Linked DNA regions of Homo sapiens: region 2 is linked to region 1. Evidence: read pairs that join two places in POLR2A ChIA-PET (ENCODE). Cell type or tissue: GM12878. All regions are shown on one strand. Links, peaks and the distances in the headings refer to the core of each region. The heading gives the core; the rest is flanking DNA.

The links. ChIA-PET counts read pairs that join two places held together with the same protein. Peaks named below come from ENCODE experiments on the same cell type or tissue, not always from the same donor. Only the 100,000 strongest peaks of a DNase experiment are listed, where the experiment ranks them.
Region 2: POLR2A ChIA-PET joins it to region 1 with 5 read pairs; 5 of 35 experiments call an interaction of 5 or more read pairs at or near these places.

Annotation. Positions count from the first base shown.
Region 1 is chr14:74,840,193-74,843,112 of GRCh38, forward strand. LOC105370569 (a long non-coding RNA gene) reads left to right here. Exons shown (of 2, transcript XR_944033.3): 2 at 409-1,827. Among named protein-coding and RNA genes, the nearest start is that of PROX2, 34 kb to the right of the region's middle. RefSeq lists an enhancer at 1,710-1,869. In GM12878, for the core only: no CTCF peak of the experiment used is centred there; DNase peaks (open chromatin) are centred at 703 and 1,569; H3K4me3 peaks cover 703 bases; H3K27ac peaks cover 1,601 bases.
Region 2 is chr14:74,683,058-74,685,977 of GRCh38, forward strand. It overlaps AREL1 (apoptosis resistant E3 ubiquitin protein ligase 1), which reads right to left. Exons shown (of 20, transcript NM_001039479.2): 3 at 2,543-2,603; 4 at 1,397-1,623; 5 at 239-476. The coding sequence starts at 2,558. Among named protein-coding and RNA genes, the nearest start is that of AREL1, 29 kb to the right of the region's middle. In GM12878, for the core only: no CTCF peak of the experiment used is centred there; a DNase peak (open chromatin) is centred at 1,594.

The DNA of each region.
Region 1 (2,920 bases), core at 132-2,631:
AACCACCCTCCACCTTTCTCCTAGTCCCCCAACCCCACCATCTCTAACCCTTGGCAGCCACTAATCTGGTCTCCATTTTTATAATCTTGTCATTTAAAGAATGTTATAAATATGAAGTCATACAGTATGTAACCTTTTGGGATTGGCATTTTGGCTTTTTTCACTCAGCGTAATTTTCTTGAGATTCATTTAAGTTGTTATGTGTGTCAATAGCTTATTCCTTTTTATTGCTGAGTAGCTTTCCAACTCATTCTCTTTTGCAGCTGCAGAATGTTTTATGTCTTTACTATCATTTTAACTTACAGAGTCTCTATTAATGGGTATTCATGCTCTCGTTTACTGTTATAAATTATGAATTTCACATATACTCAGTCATTCTGCAGCTTCCTGTACTTGCCTGATTTCTAGCAATGAAGGAAAATACCGATGGCACCATTTCATAGACATACTCAAAGGATGACAAGCACTTAAGGACCAGCACAGCACAGCGGTGAACTCTCAAGACAGTATGACAGTAATGAGATGACGAAGGCACATCTTGTTTCCTGGAAAATTCTGCATGATAGGAGACTGACAAAGCAAAGAACCATGATGTGTCTTAGAGAACCAGAATGGTCAGAGACTCTGATGATCCCCTGGTCCACACGTGACTGAGAGTTAATACCTTAGGTCACTGTTCTCAGAACCTGGATATTTATATGCACGTGCACCTCAGTGACTGATCCATTCTCAGTTTTCAGGTCCATTGCTTTCACATTTGAAATAGTCAAGGAGCATCTTTATGACTGGGGCTGAGCTTCTGCATTCATGTACAGCCCTCTGCCTGCCAGCAGTGCCTTGCATTTGTGATCCTACAAAGAGCCTGTGGACTTAATGGTTTACTGTATAGGGAAAGGCTTGACTTTGTGTCTTCTACTTAAGAAGCTTGAACTTTTTACCAAATATTCGTACTCCTTTTCCTGAAAATACTGATCTAGGCTACAGATCCATCTCTTAACCATATTTGAAAAATTGAAATAATATCTTCTGCCATAACTTGAAATTCCACTCTCAGATCTGTTATTTCTGACAGTGAGTTTGTATTTCTCAAGTAGATATGTCTGATGCTTATTTCTTTTACAGCATCTGGCTCAGTGCATGGCTCATATATCTGTAGAGTGAGTAAATACAGGGAATGTTTCCTATGTGTATGGCAAGGGTCACAGACTCAGGCAGGTAACAGATGAGCAAGGCAGAGGGTGGAGACTGGTAAACTAGACAACTAGATAGGTCAGGTCAATCGGGGGCAGCACCTGCTCAGCCATAGCAGATTGTGGCCATGTGGGGATATAGGTCTCATATTGCCAGATTTCCTGGGTTTTCAAGAAAAAGTGAAAAATCTGGATTTTTATGTGAGATCTTCCAGTATTTCAGCATCAGGTTCTTTTTGTTTGTGAGTGCTTTGGCCCTCACAGCCTGCCTGCCACATCTGACTTGTGGACTGCCGGCTTGAAACCTTTGATATTTAGAGAAGTGGTTAGACCTTAGAGTTGGTTCTGGTGAGATCCTTCTTGTTTTACAGATGAGGTTTCTGAGACCGAAAGAAGGGAAGTGACTTGCTCAAAGTCTCACTGTTACTCAGTGGCAAAACAAGACTAGAATTTGGGTTTCCTGGTCCATAACCTGTCACTTTCTTTTTTCTTAACTACAATACCTCCTTTATGAAGACCTTCATAAATTCTAGGATGGTGAATTCTCCTTTATTTTGTGTGTCGTGTGCAAGTGGACATGTGTGTATTTACTAAACTCTGTGGACCTGGAAATACATTCTGATATGACTATCAGGAACAATGTGATTACTTCTGAAACCAACTTCCTTAAACTCTCATGTATAAGGTAGCTATACACCTAGGATCCCTCTTAAACACTTACTACTTGGTTGGGTAATTCTCATGAATAACAGAAGCTTGAAAATTAACAGAGTATTGGATTCAGTGATTGTACAAGAGCAGTGGAGTTTTCTCCACAAAGTAGAGAAAATCATTTGTGTATTGTTATGCAAATAGCTTACAGAACTATTAATAATTTTGTTTTCTTTAATTTGTAATTTCTTATGTAACTAGTCCATTTGCTTTCACCCAGTGATGAGCATCTTACCTGCTTCACTCGGTAGCGCTCCATTCCTAATCTTTTTAAGGACAAATTCATCAACTTGGCGTTAAAGTCTATCAGTAACATGATCCCAGCTACTTCTCCAGATTCCTCTTGAGCTGTCCTTACTACATGTGCACTACACTGCAGCCACACTGTGTGACTTATTCCCTGGGGTTTCTATTGTTTCTGCCTTGCTTTTCTCATCCTTTAGATATTAGCATTATTGGCTGGGCACAGTGGTTCACACTTGTAATCCTAGCACTTTGGGAAGCTGAGGCAGGCAGATCACTTGAGCCCAGGAATTAGAGACCAGCCTGGGCAACAAAAATGTCGGCTGCAGTGAGCTGATACTGCTGTCCACCCTGGGCAACAGGGTGTGAGACCTCATCTCAAAAAAAAAAAAAAAAAAAAAAAGCCAGGCACGGTGGCTCATGCCTGTAATCCCAGCATTTTGAGAGGCCGAGGCAGGTGGATCATGCAAGGTCAGGAGTTTGAGACCAGCCTGGACAACATGGTGAAACCCCATCTCTACTAAAAATATAAAAATTTTCAGCTACTCGGGAGGCTGAGCCAGGAGAATCACTTGAACCCAGGAGGCAGTGACCCAAGATTACACCACTGCACTCCAACCTGGGTGACAGAGCAAGACTCCATCTCAAAAAAAAGATCGGTGGTGGGAGAAACTGTCCAAAGGCCCAGCTCACATGGTACTGCGTCCCTGAATCTGTTCCTCATCTTGTTCCCTCCCAGCTCTCACAGGCTTTGTTTGTACATGTCCTACCATCTT
Region 2 (2,920 bases), core at 311-2,810, 160 kb before region 1:
GGGGAAAAGTGACTACTAACATGTATGGGGTTTCTTTTTGAGGTGATGAAAATGCTCTAAAATCGACTGTGATGATGGCTGCATTTAAAGAACCATTAAACTGTATACTTTAAAAGGATGAATTTTATGGCATGGGAATTAAATCTCAATAAAGGTATTATTTTTAAAAAGGAAAGACAGGATGGAAAGAGAGAGAGGGAAGGAGACAAAGGGAAAAAGAAAGGAAAAAAGAACCTACCAGGTTGAAAAATTTTGTAGTAGGGACTATATGCCACATTTAATCCACCAAGCTTCACTGTGATTTCATAACGCCCAGCCTTGCGCACAGTGAAGGCCACTTTTACTACGTTGGAATTGGGCTCCTGAAGGACTTCCTGGGTCACTGGAATTTCCACTGCTAGCTCGACATGAGAGATGTGAACTCTTAGTCCCACAGGCCGATGTGCAGGGAAAGGCTGCCCGTTCTTATAGAATAACTGCCATGGGGAGAAGAAGGACACCTGTTAGCAAGCAGAGGAAAAAAACATTTCCTGTGTAGAGTGAGTGGGGAGAGAGGAAGTAGCTGGCAGAGACCACACCAGTAAATCCCAGTACCTACCCTGTTCCTCACAGTCCTGCTCACAAAAACACAGAGAGAAACAAATCCCCTCAATACTCTAAAGAAAACCATTAAGTCATGAGCAAATTCTTAACTTGTTCAGAGGACAAGGGTAGAATTTACCACTAAATCAAGAAAATGTCCATTTTAACTTGCCACTTCTGAACCACCAATGCTGCCTCCTTGGTCTTACCAGCCCTTTATATTATCAATGCTAACCCAAATTTAAAGGTAAGTTAGCCGGCAGCACTGGCAATGAGTGAACTAAAGCGTTACCAGACAAAGGTAGGAGGGGTTCAGACTCTCAAGCCAAGCTTAATGCTACAGTGGAGAAGTCAATGCAGGAGTTGGGAAATTTTTTCTGTAAAGTGCCAGAGAGTAAATATTTTGGCTTTGTGGACCGTACACAACTACTCAACTGTCATAACTACTCAGGTGTGAAAACAGCCATAGTCAATACATGATGAATGGGTGTGGCTGTGTTCCAAGACAAATGTATTTAAAGAAACAGAAGGTGGGCCTGATTTGCTAACCCCTATCTATAATACTTACTCTTTTCTGTAATATTTTTCTTATTTTGAAAAGGTAACATTAAGCTTTATACTTCTTCAAAGCTAAGGACCTATTAAATCAAAATGACAGAGAAATTTGTGACTCTTCAGATAGTAGCAATTCACTAGTTCCTGGAGGGAGTTGAAAAACAAGAGAAAATGTTAACATTCCAGGCCAGCACCTGGGCTCTGGAAAGCAAGTTACTCAGAAACCCCAATGGGTATGGAGACAGAAACATTCCCTTACATGCACTCGGAAGGCCATGCTGTGGCCCACCTCATAGGGGTCCTTCCAATCCCAGGAGACTTTGCAAGACCGGGGATCCAGGTAATTTCCCCGCACGTAGTCATAAATAGTCCGGTCCCCTCGGCGCTCGCGGTCCTCATTCTGGAGGAAGCTGACTACACGTGCGGCAAGCTCAAAGAGGAACTTAATTGTGAAGAAGAATGCAACCACAGACACTGTGATTCCACCTATGCAAAAGAGAGAACACACAAACCGCCTGCCAGTTACACATTACAGCTTTTCATTATGCAACAGGCCAGCCATTTCTCAAAAATTAAAGGAGGTCAGGATGAGACTGTAAGACTGCCAAAGAAACACTGCACTGGGCACTACCTCTGTAGATAAGAAAGGAACTTCTACACCAGGGGTCAGTAACTACAGTCCTCAGGCCAAAGCCCACCCACTGCCTATTTTGGTAAATAAAGTTCCATTGGGATACAGCCACACCCATCATTTATAAATTGTCTATGGCTACTTTTGCACTACACTGGCAGAGTTGAGTCATTGAAATGAGCCTTCGGAACCAAAAATATTTACTCTCTGGCCTTTTATAGAAAAAGTTTGCAAACTCTTGCTCTATATGAGCTGCATATAATGTCCGCCCTGCTCCCTACCTTCCTGCACTTGCTGGGCACCCCACAGAAGCAGTCAAAAGGATGTGCCTTTGGTTCCCACCATTTCCTTCTTAAAGAATGCATTATTTGGGAGCCCTCCCCTCCCTTGTGTACTTGGCAAAAGTCTTCTCCAATCCCCACCAGAGTTAGCAGTTCCCTTTTCTGGGCTCCTTCAAACTCCTACACATTCATCTGGTATAACTTTTCTCCTCCTTGACCGTTCCCCTTTATGTTATGAATGCCTACTCCTTGAAGGCAGATTTTTGTCTTATTCAACTTTAGACTCCACAGTAAACAGTGTCTGGCATTGACTATAATTGCTCAATAAACCCAAATGAATGAATTCCAATGCCAACTCTGTGAAGGTACATTCTGGCACGACTAGAAATATTTTCAGCTCCATTTTCAAAGGGAAAAGAATAGGCAGAAAGGCAAAAAGGACCCAAGCAACCTTTACAAAAATATAATAGAGAGAGCTCTTTCCATAACGTACCAATAACGTAAAACATCAGGTCCCGTCAATGCCAACAGACAGCCGAGGATCACAGCTGCAGCTGTTAAAAGAAAACTTGTTTAGTTTTTGTCTCCAACTCTGCCTCATAGCTATCTCAGAGTAAGACAAAGAAGAGTGTATGGCGTGAGCCAAACAACTCTCTCTAGTCCAGAGCCTTACTATTCCTATCCTCTTTCTAGCTTGACAGGTGCCGTATAATATATTTCAGAGAAACAAAGAGACTGCATCATTCCCCTTAAAGACTTCCAATCTACTGACCACTCTAGGAATACCACAAACAGCCACTTGCTTTATTGCTAATTTCAAAATGCAGTAACATGGCTTTCATCTTCTTAGATCCATAGTTCCCAAGACAGT